Regions from separate parts of the Homo sapiens genome. Here region 2 is linked to region 1. Evidence: read pairs that join two places in POLR2A ChIA-PET (ENCODE). Cell type or tissue: K562. All regions are shown on one strand. Each heading gives the region's core, and the rest is flanking DNA. Links, peaks and the distances in the headings are about the cores only.

Evidence for each region. Peaks named below come from ENCODE experiments on the same cell type or tissue, not always from the same donor. Only the 100,000 strongest peaks of a DNase experiment are listed, where the experiment ranks them.
Region 2: POLR2A ChIA-PET joins it to region 1 with 5 read pairs; 1 of 35 experiments calls an interaction of 5 or more read pairs at or near these places.

What each region holds. Positions count from the first base shown.
Region 1 is chr1:203,676,158-203,681,812 of GRCh38, forward strand. The region is part of intron 1 of ATP2B4 (ATPase plasma membrane Ca2+ transporting 4); the gene reads left to right. Among named protein-coding and RNA genes, the nearest start is that of SNORA77, 51 kb to the right of the region's middle. In K562, for the core only: a CTCF peak has its summit at 521 (motif pointing right); a DNase peak (open chromatin) is centred at 3,244.
Region 2 is chr1:203,078,740-203,084,067 of GRCh38, forward strand. MYOG (myogenin) reads right to left here. Exons shown (of 3, transcript NM_002479.6): 3 at 4,390-5,292. The coding sequence ends at 5,171. MYOPARR (myogenin promoter associated myogenic regulatory antisense long non coding RNA) reads left to right here and starts at 5,056. Exons shown (of 3, transcript NR_160550.1): 1 at 5,056-5,240. In K562, for the core only: a CTCF peak has its summit at 4,897 (motif pointing right); DNase peaks (open chromatin) are centred at 4,330 and 4,912; H3K27me3 peaks cover 2,817 bases.

The DNA of each region.
Region 1 (5,655 bases), core at 341-5,340:
CCTGAACTTTAGCCAACACCTGCTGCCTCTGACCTTGTTCCCATGCCTCCAAAGGGCCTCAGTAGGCTGAAGGAGGGCATGTGCTCTAGTCTGCTTCTGCAAACCAGTTGGCATTTAAGGAGCAATTAGGGCAGGGCAGACATGGGGAGGGGAGGAAGAACCCGGGATTGTGATGAGGATGGCTGCCAGACCTGAGGGATTGGAAGTGGCCAGGGTGAACTAGAATCTGGGTCATGGAAATAAGGAGCCTGTGATAAGGAGGCGGGCAGAACAGCCTCTGCCTGAGATTCACACCTCCGGAGAGAAGGGCTAGCCAGGGATGTTTTAGGCTAGGCAGCCTACCATGGTCAGGTTCTTGCCAGCTTTCTTGATAGGGCACTGTCCTTTGGAAGCGTAAGAGTGCCAGAGAGAAGGAGTAGAGCTTAAACCCCCCAAGGTGGTGCACAGGAAACAGCCCTGCTGGAAACAAGAGAGAGAATGCAGAGCAGGTTCTCCCTCTGTGCTTCTCCCAGATCACCAGGGGGAGCAAGGCCAAGAGCATGAGACGACTGAGTGGAGGAAGCCCTCATCCCCACCACTGGGCTCTCCAGGCAGGAATTGGATATGCTTGGACTCACAGCAATCTAGAGCCCAGTGCTTTCTGGCTTGGGGTGGGGGTGGGGTGAGGGGAGGGGAGGACAAGGGGGAAGGGAGGGTGTCTGCTCCCAAAAAGCTTTGAGTCTATCCCTATGCCTTCCCAGAAAGTTTACAAGAGGTAGATATTTCCCTGACCTATTTCAGTGCCTTTAGGAGTCAGGAACAAGGGACAGATGGGTTTATGTGAGCCTTCTCATCAAGGTTTAGGAAGTAAGCTCATAGTTTGTTTACATTTTTTTTATATCATTGTTCTTGCACTTGAGGCAAGTTGGCTTTGAATTCAGATTAGGGCACAAATCTGGCTCTCTGAATCTATATTTCCCTGCTATAAGAAGGAGAGGTCCTTCTTATAGGGTTGTTGGTGAGAATTCAATGAAACAGTGTATGTAAGAATGATAATAGCTACAGTGTGTGGACCAGCCACTATGCCAGGCACTACATAATACATAGGGGTATGTACATAATTTCTAATTTTCATATGAAGTACCTAGTATGACTCCTAGCACATGGTAGGTGCTCAACAAATATTTTTTTCCCAACCTTCCCACCTCTCCCAATCCCACATCCCTGTTCCTGAGTATAGGGAGAAGTAGAGCCTCGCTTGGAATGAGGGAGACTGACTCTAGGTCAGAAAAAAGACTACGGGTTTTCTGAGGGACTCCTAAAGCAGGTTTTGTTTGTTTGTTTCTGAAGCAGAGTCTCGCTGTCACCCAGGCGGGAGTGCAGTGGCACGATCTTGGCTCACTGTAGCCTCTGCCTCCCAGGTTCAAGTGATTCTCCTGTCTCAGCCTCCCAAGTAGTTGGGATTACAGGCATTCACCACCATGCCCAGCTAATTTTTTCTGTTTTTAGTAGAGACAGGGTTTCACCTTGTTGGCCAGGCTAGTCTCAAACTCCTGACCTCAGGTGATCCGCCCACCTCGGCCTCCCAAAGTGCTGGGATTACAAGCATGAGCCACCGCACCCGGCCCTGAAGCAGGTTTTATATTGTAGCTGGGTGCATTCTAAAGTGGGACCAGGCTGCTTCCCCTCTCCAGAGGTCTTCCCTTCCTCACTCATCAAGTCCTGCCTGGCAGTGATGCTGGCACCCCTGCCAGAGTATCTCCAAGTGCTACCGGCTTGCTCCTGAGCAGAGGCTCTCAGCCCATCGGGGAAGGACAGAGTAGGGCAGGGCAGGGAAGTGTCTGCTCCACTGAGCAGCCCCTGCCTGTAGCCCAGAAGCCAGAGTTGACCAGAGCCTCTTATTATTCCAGGCAGGTCTGTCTGCAGTGCTGCAGCAGCCTGAAGCCCTAGCCCCGGGCCCCTCCTGTTTCCTTTCTCCCATTTTTATGCATCACATCACATTCAATAGGAGCATTTAGTAGCGGGGAGACTCAGGGGGTGAGTTCCTTTCATATTTTCAAATATACCCTACTCTATAACCTATACAAGGTATCACTCTTTTTCCTCATAGTTTGGGGATGTATTTCTTCTTTAGCAGCCTGGGAAAGCTAAAAGTAAAAGATTCCTTGGACAAAATTGGAGGAAAGTGTGTCTGACTAGTGTTTACACTTTGGTGACTTAGGTTCTTGTCTCTGGCAGCTCCTCATTTCTAGAGGCTTTTTTTTTTTTTTTTTTTTGAAGTCAGGGTCCCACTTGGTTTGCCCAGGCTGAAACTAAGTGATATGAACACAGCTCACTGCACACTGCAGCTTCCACCTCCCAGGCTCAAATGACCCTCCCACCTCAGCCTCCCAACTTGCTAGGACCACAGGTGTGCGCCATCATGCCCAGCTAATTTTTGTATTTTTTGTAGAGACAGGGTTTCACCGTGTTACCTAGGCTGGTATCGAACTCCTGAGTTCAAGCGATTCTCCCGCCTCAGCCTTCCAAAGTGCTGGGATTACAGGCAGGAGCCACGGCACCTGGCAGATGCCTGCCTTTTAAAGGGCCTCTTAGAAGCTTGCCAGAAAATGAGGAGGTTTAGGCTCAAGAGAAGGAGCAAAGTGTAACAAAAAGAGCACCAGGCAGTCAAGACCACTGACTTGCTAAGACCAAACCACTTTTTTATCTCCCTGTACCTTTGTATCTTCATCTGTAAGGTGGGGGTCACAGCTGTCCTAACTAGAATTGATATGACCAATGCTTTCACACGTCATCTACAAATTATAGAACAGATGTTATAGGAATTTAGGAGGAAAAAAGTAAAATGTCTTAATGATCATGTAAAGCATTATGATTTCTTGCCCTAGGAGGAAGAGATGAGAGAGTTAGCTCTTCTATCCTATCATCTCTTAGGCTTGCAAAATATTAGAAAAGAGGAGGGAGCACATACCTTACCGAGAATGCCCCAAGCCGAATGACTAACCCTTACCTGAAAAGAGGTAGTACCTTTCAGGTGTCTGAGCAGTTCATTTGATGCTGAGGTGGTGTGAGCACCTTCAGATTATTCTTTGGCAGTTGCCTAATCAGATTAGGGGCCAGGCAAGCTCAGCAGTTGCAGAGAACTCATACTCCGGAGAGTTCAAAACTCAGACAGAAGTGGGGACGTCATGATATGTTTCCTAGTATTATAGCGATCCCACCTTAAACCTCAGGCCCCAACTCTGCACTGCCCTTTTGACTTTGTGCCAGCAGCTTAGCGCTTGACCTACTCTGTGTTTCTCTAGATAAGCCTGAGGCAAACAAATCTTTTCATTCTTTTCCACATGTGTTCTTCAGCCCCATGTGTTCTAATCTTATGCGACCTTTTCCATCAGTTGCCTATGGAAGTGGAAGAATCTCTCCGCTTTGGTACTGTGAAAAGAGGTTCAAAGTAAGGAAGGAATTCTGCCAGGCGCAGTAGTTCACGCCTCTAATCCTAGCACTTTGGGAGGCCGAGGGGGGTGGATCACAAGGTCAAGAGATCGAGACCATCCTGGCCAACATGGTGAAATCCCATCTCTACTAAAATACAAAAATTAGCTGGGCATGGTGGCATGCGACTGTAGTCTCAGCTACTTGGGAGACTGAGGCAGGAGAATCACTTGAACCCAGGAGGCAGAGGTTGCAATGAGCTGAGATTGCGCCACTGCACTCCAGCCTGGCAACAGAGCGAGGCTCCATCTCAAAAACAAACAAACAAAAAAAACACAAAATATTAGCTGGGCATGGTGGCAGGTGCCTATGATCCCAGTTACTCAGGAAGCTGAGGCGGGAGAATCACTTGAACCTGGGAGGCGGAGGTTGCAGTGAGCCAAGATCGCACGACTGCATTCCGGCCTGGGTGACAGAGTGAGACTCTTTCTCAAAAAAAAAAAAAAAAAAAAGGAAGGAATTCTGACTCAGACTGTCTTTTCTAATTCTCAAGAGACCCAAGACCCTATATGCTGGTGGTTATTGCTAATGGTTATAACCTAGCTAATGGTTATTGTTAATGAAGCTGCCTTAGAATTTTCCATTCTTTTGGTGGGGTGGGGGTTCCCTGGCAAGGAAAGATGGAAGGGCACATGGAGCTTATTGTTCTTCTTCTACTTAAAGGGCTTAATAACAAAAGTTCATTAAGATCAAATTAGGCGGCTGGGCGCGGTGGCTCATGCCTGAATCCCAGCACTTTGGGAGGCCGAGGCGTGCGGATCACGAGGTCAGGAGACCAAGACCATCCTGGCTAACACGGTGAAACCCCGTCTCCACTAAAAATACAAAAAATTAGCCGGGTGTGGTGGTGGGCGCCTGTGGTCCCAGCCACTCGGGAGGCTGAGGCAGGAGAATGGCGTGAACCCGGGAGGTGGAGCTTGCCGTGAGCTGAGATCGCGCCACTGCACTCCAGCCTGGGCGACAGAGTGAGACTCCGTCTCAAAAAAAAAAGAAAAAAAAGATCAAATTAGGCTTTCTCCCATCACTTAAGTGTCCTATTCCAGACACTGGATACCTTTCATCTAAGATTTCCAAGCACTATTTCTATAATTCCATTCCTTTATCACTTTCTTAGGGTGGTGCGAAAAGACAGGGCCCATTCTCTACCCAACTAAAGGTGGAAGGAACTGAGTCCTGAGAAGGCTAAGTAACATCCCTGTCTTCATGAAGCAAACATTGTAGTGGGTGAAGACAGAAAAGGTAAAATCCTCTGATTCCTAGTTCAACACTCTATCAGCATTGTTCCCAACATCCTCTTGAAAGGTTAAGGAGTTCTACTTAAGGGTCAAGTTGGGTTTCTTGCTACTTTAGCCCTTCCCACTTCTTCCAGGCTTGGAGGAGAAGCTGAACTGGGGTGAAAACTCTGTGGTCCTGCCTGTGCCTATACCAGTCTGAATGAAGGGAGTTTGACACATTGCCTCAGGTTCTTTGTGGATCTTCTTGTTTCCCAGATAAGAAGGGAGTACGATATTTTAAAAACAAATAGAGCCCTGCTTTCTTAACTCTTTGTAAGTCAGAGTAGTGCTAAAAATCTATGTGGCGAGGAGGACGCAAAGGGCAAATTGGGAGAGGGAGGAGTATAAATCAACCTGCATCCCTGTGGAAGCTTCTGGGAAGAGGATTGTCAGGAATCGGCAAAGACTTTGGCTACATGTGACTTTGGAGGAGATCATTGATAAAAGAATCAAGTCCCTTATCTGATGGTTCTTGTGCTTCTTTGTTCACCTTCTAGAAGTAAGTGTGGCATCTATTTATTACAGAGAGGTTGGCCAGAGCTCCTTGCCACCCCCTGGTAACTGAAGTCGTCAGTGGGGACTACGTAACCGGGGCTGGGGTCCCATGTTCTGGTGCTGTGCTAAGAGTCCCTTCACATTTAAAAGGCTGATGTGTGGCAGTGACACCTGTCAGTGGCATGACACACAGCGGCCCCACTCTGAAACTGAGAAGGGGCCTCAGGATAAGTTCTCTTCCCACCTTCAGCCCTCCGTTTTGTCACCTACACCACACCCCCTAGTTAGCATGCGTGAGAGGTAATGCATCTTTCTGAGGGGAGAAATGCTGGCCTCTCTCTGGTGCCTTTATTGAGCTGATGTGAGACTCTGGTGCTCACTCACAGGCTAGCTTGTCTCCCTTGCTAACCTTGCT
Region 2 (5,328 bases), core at 1-5,000, 600 kb before region 1:
ATGGCCTCCAGTCTTTTTTTTTTTTTTTTTTTTTTTTTTTAACTCTGAACTCACCTGAGATTTCCAGCTTCTTTCACAGTTGTAAAGGCTGCTGTACTCTGGAAGGAAATGTCACAATTTTCAGAACTTGTAGTCAATAACTATTTATTTATATAAGCACAGGACTGATAGATTAATGTTTGGGTTGCATGTGCCCAGTAGGTAGAGGACCAGATAAGGAGAGAGGAAACTGATGTCTTCCTTCATCTCGCTCACCTGGTCAGGCTGTCACCCTTTCCTGCTGCTCCTGGAGTTCCTTCTCCTGAATGCCCCTTGGTCACATCACTCCACCGTTCCCACTTTCAGCAGCTGCCAGCACCTCTAGATCAGAGTTGCAGTTCCTCCTCAGTGTGGCCTAAGAAGCCATTCATGACTTGGCTCCTTCACCTCTCCTCCTCCCACCAGTTTCAAGTCCACCTAACTCAGAAACATGGTGTCCACCCAACCCCATCACCAGAAGGCAGCATGACTGCTTCTGTCCTTACCTTTGTAGTTTTAAGCCATCAAGACCACTTCAAGCATCACTGGGGAGGCATCACCTACCTCTCCCCAGCAGAACTAGTTAACCAGCAACCTCTGCTCTCCAGACATTCTGTACACTGCACAGGCTGGGCAGTGATTGCCTCCCACGCTGGGCTGTGAGTTACCTCCTTTAGGGCAGTCTTGTTGATCTCTCCATCCCTAGGTGTATATCTTCAAATGAATAAATGCACCAGCCTTCTCTCAGAGGGTTGTATAAGGATTAATATTAGTAAAAGCTAAAAATTACTGAGTACTATTGTTTGCCAGACACTGTTCTAAGCATGGTAAATATATTAACTCATGAATCCTCACAATTCTGATATATTCTCAGCATTTTGTAGAACAGGACATTTTAAGACTAAGATAATACAGCTGGTAAGAGACAGTTGTGGGTCTCAAACCTAGGCCTTCCTGACTCCGGTGCCTTGTCCTTAACTATGATATGTATGTTCAAACTCCTGACCCAGTGCCAGGAGTATTTATCATTTTTTTTTTCATTAGGAGTAGCATGATGAAAAGCAATGCTTATCGAATGTTGCTAGCTTCTCTTTTAAGTGAACTCAAGTCCCTGCCCCTCAACAAGCCTTCCCCAGCTACCCAGCTCCCTTTCCCTGACTCCTTTGTGTGAACAACTCATGTGGTCTTTGGCTGCTGTGAATCTTTGGGGGGCTGTGTTTCCCCTGCTCCCCTGAGTGGTGAACTCCCCTTCGTGTAGCACAGTGCACCATGCATCCTGTGTCCTCTTTAAGGCTGATGGTGCCCCAAACATGGATGGAGCAAGGACAGCAGAGTCCATGGGCACAAGTGACAGGAGGGAGTGGGACAAGGCACCCTGGACACAGCCCAGGGAGGGAAAACAGAGGTGAGGGAAGGTACTGGCCCTGTGCCTGTAGGCCTCTGGGGGTCCCTTGCTACCCTCTCCAGGATCAAAGGTAAAATTGATGAACCTTGGTGACTGGCTGGCTATGGGAATGAGATCTTCACTGAAGGGATCCAGGAAAACTATGACTTCCTTGTGCTGCCTTCCACTGGGACAGGAGATATAGACGGAGCCGACTTATGTGTAAATGGGAGTTTGATTTTGGACATCCTGGGCTTGAGGTGAGAACTGGACATCATGGTTCCATCCGCACTTGTAGGAAAGAAGAATCTAGGTGTCTTTCCTAGAACCCTTTCCTTTGCTCCCTCTAGGAATGCTCCAAGCAGTGAGGGGCAGGGAGTCTGGATCCGAGTGGGGACCTGTGGCAAAGGGGGACAGGGATGAGGCACAGCCAGAATCGTGGAGGGGCTGTGATTGGAGTTTCTATCCAGGACTGGGTTGAGCTTCCTTAGCCAAAATCCTGGCTCAACCTGAAGTCTTCCAGGCCCACCCTCAGGCTTTTCTGCCCAAGCCTGGGGCCCAGAAGCCCGGGGAAGCCCAAGGAACCTAACATGTTGGGGTGGCGTTTTACCCAGGAAACAGATACCTGAGCTGAGGGGTATCTTTTCCTCTCACCCTCCACCATCCCTCTGCCGCCTCCCTCTCCAGTTGATCCACCCCATCTACACCTGTAGCACTTAAGAAGGTTTTCCAGTCTACCAAATAAATTACTCTGGGAGGTTAGATCCCTAGGAATGCTTATCGGAGTGCCACAAGTAGTACTGTAAGCGTTCAATTCACACCAATTATCTAAGCACTCGAAGAAGTTCCTATTTACACACCAACAATTGGTATGCCAATTTTAAGTAATATTTATCTTTTCATTGTAGTGGATTCCCTAAAGTCCATTATTAAGCAACATTTGATTAATACAGTTTGATTTATTGTAGGTGCTTCCAACTAAAGAACAAATTTGAGCTAATCTCCCTAAAGAACTCCAACTCATTATTCATTAATTGGAGTCTTTTCTGTAATTCTGTTGTGAAGATTAAGCATTTGCTAATTTAAGAAAGTCCCCATGCTTCGATAACAATTGTTTATTCTGTGAAAATAACGAGTGAGGCTGGCCTGCTGCTTAGCAGAGTTTGCCATTCACACCTGTGGAATTCTAGCAAACTGTTTTTCCCTTAAGGACTTAAAGACATGAAAAAGTAAGTAGACAGTGACTACAGTGCTGAGGACTGTTCATTCTTTCCCGAGTCTGAATGTGACCCTCACTGTCTAATTGTCAGGATAACTGAAGAGGAGCAGACTTAAAAAATATATCCAGCAGCCCCAGAACCTGTCCTTCAGCAGAGCTGAGTGCCTTCCTTGGCCAGCCCTTCTTATCCCAGTAAGAAGGAGGGCAAGGGATGGGCAGGTCATAGCTGCAGGGGAGAGGGTGGTTTCCACCCTGGGAGTGTGGGAGGTGCCAGGGGCAGAGGAAATGAACTTGAAGGGAGACGATCCTCCATGAATGTGTTCTGAGTATTTTCGGAGGGTAATAAGGGAGTGAATGTAGATTCCAGAGCCAAGGCACTGCAGCCCACCCAGTTGCCCTCCTCATTCCCCAGGGCAGTGAATCAGGGCTAAGAGTCATGGAAATGACCTTGGTCTTCCTCTCCAGCCCCTCCAAGGGGGAAAGACTAAACTCAGTGATACCAACTTGAAAAGAAGAAAATCCCACCAATGGGAGCAGAGTAGGCCAATTTGCAATTCCCAATAAGCCCTGCCTGACTGGTTTGGGACAAGCAGGCAGTGGGGGAGACCCTCCCTTCTGCACCCTCGCCTGAGTTCTGGGAGCCTCCAGAGGCTTCTTCTGATTCTTTTCCTTAGGCAGAGTTTCTGAAGAAACTCGGGGGGCACAGTGGTAACTCTCCTCTCCAGCAGTAAGGTCAGGAGGGTGGGTGTGGGAGAGATGGCCCAGCTGAGCCCGGAGCTGGTGCAGGGTGGTCGCTAGAGCCTCAGGCAACACTGGGTTAAGTCCGTTGTCAAGGGCCCCGAAGGATTAAGCAGGGCTGGAACGTACCATGCTCTGAATCCCTGCTTCGGTGATGATTCTGAAACTTATAATTTGCAATAAATCTGATGAACTTAGCCCCAGGCAGTTGGAATTAATAAAGTTTTCAGTAGATGTCCATGTTCCGTTTGAATTCTAGCTCCTGTTAACTCCCCAGTTAATCCTCATGTAATGTCTACCCAAAAATCTCTGTTCTCAATTTCCCACCCACCTTCTAACCTCAGGAAGCTAATGTTTGAAAATAGCACCCCAAATGAAGAGAACCCCAGCTTCTCTTCGATTGTTCTTTGTGGACCCCTTTACCCTCCCCGAGCTAAATCTGAATCTCCTTCATGCTGGGAGCTGCAAGCAGGAACCACAATCCCCTTCGGCCTGAAGGGAATGGAGGAGAATGGGGAGGGGCCATGCTATTTGGCCCGCAAGGAAATGACAGTGTCTGATCCCCCTTCCTCACCTCCCACTTCTCTACAGGGCTCCTGGTATTGTGACACCAGGGCAGAGGTGGGGACTAGGGAAGGGAAACCACAACTTCTAGCTCTGCACCTTGGCTGTGGGCTGAGCACTGGGCTTACGAGGTGCTCAGTTAACTGAAACCAGCGGACCTGTTGGGACATAACACAGAGCACAGCAGCCTGTGAGCAGTGGCTTTGAAGTATAGTCATAGCCAGTTGTCCTCCGTGTCCCACAAGGATGTCTGTGGAATCTGGTCTCCACCTAGACTGAGGTCCAGACATGCTCGATTTCCTTTATCATGGTGAAAAGAGCAGGGGTCCCCAGTGCCTAGTGACCACCAGCAAGATGAGGCCCTTAGCGCTGTGGAGCCCCACCCACTAGGGTGTGTCTGGACTGCTCAGTGGGAAGGGGCAGGGCTGTCAGTCATTTCCCTCCCTCTGCATCATCACCGACACTCTTCTGGCAACCAGTCTTTATTCATTTTTTAAAAAAGGAAATCCAAATAAGTTAGCAAAAAAAAAAAAAAAAAAAAAAAATACAAAACAATGGCAAAACCACACAATGCTTTGTTAACAAAAGAAATCACCCCCAAGAGGCCCCAACCCCTTTTCCCTGCCTGTCCCCGGCAACTTCAGCACAGGAGACCTTGGTCGGATGGCAGCTTTACAAACAACACACGAAACAAAACAAAACATAAAACCACTGGAAGGTTCCCAATATTCACTGCAAAAGTTTGGCCCCCCAGGGACTTGGGAACAGAGGGCTGTTCCTCTCCCCTTCTTCTCTCTCAATTCAGGGCAGGCCCAGCCCAGCCACTGGCATCGGGAAGAGACCAGAACAGGAGACGTGCACAGCTTGTCCAGGTCAGGGCACTGCGTCTCTCAAACCGTTTCACTTGGGGGGTGGAATTAGAGGCCGCGTTATGATAAAAAGGAAGCTCCTGAGTTTGCCCCCTGAGCTGGGGCATACACGAGGGGGCGCTCTGGTCCCCTGCTTTACCTCCCTGGAAAGGGGATGCCCTCTCCTCTAAGGAGGCAGCTGAATGAGGGCGTCCAGTCCCTTGCTGGGGGGTGGGTTAACCTTACATGGATGAGGAAGGGGATAGTCTGGCCTATGGCACCCCAGAGCTGGCTTCCTAGCATCAGGGCAGCCTGGCTTAGGAGGCCCCTGCTACAGAAGTAGTGGCATCTGTGGCCAGCTTGGGGGGCTCGCAAGGATGCCCGGCTTGGAAGACAATCTCAGTTGGGCATGGTTTCATCTGGGAAGGCCACAGACACATCTTCCACTGTGATGCTGTCCACGATGGAGGTGAGGGAGTGCAGGTTGTGGGCATCTGTAGGGTCAGCCGTGAGCAGATGATCTGTAAGGGGAGGTGGGAAGGTGGTACCTGGGTGAG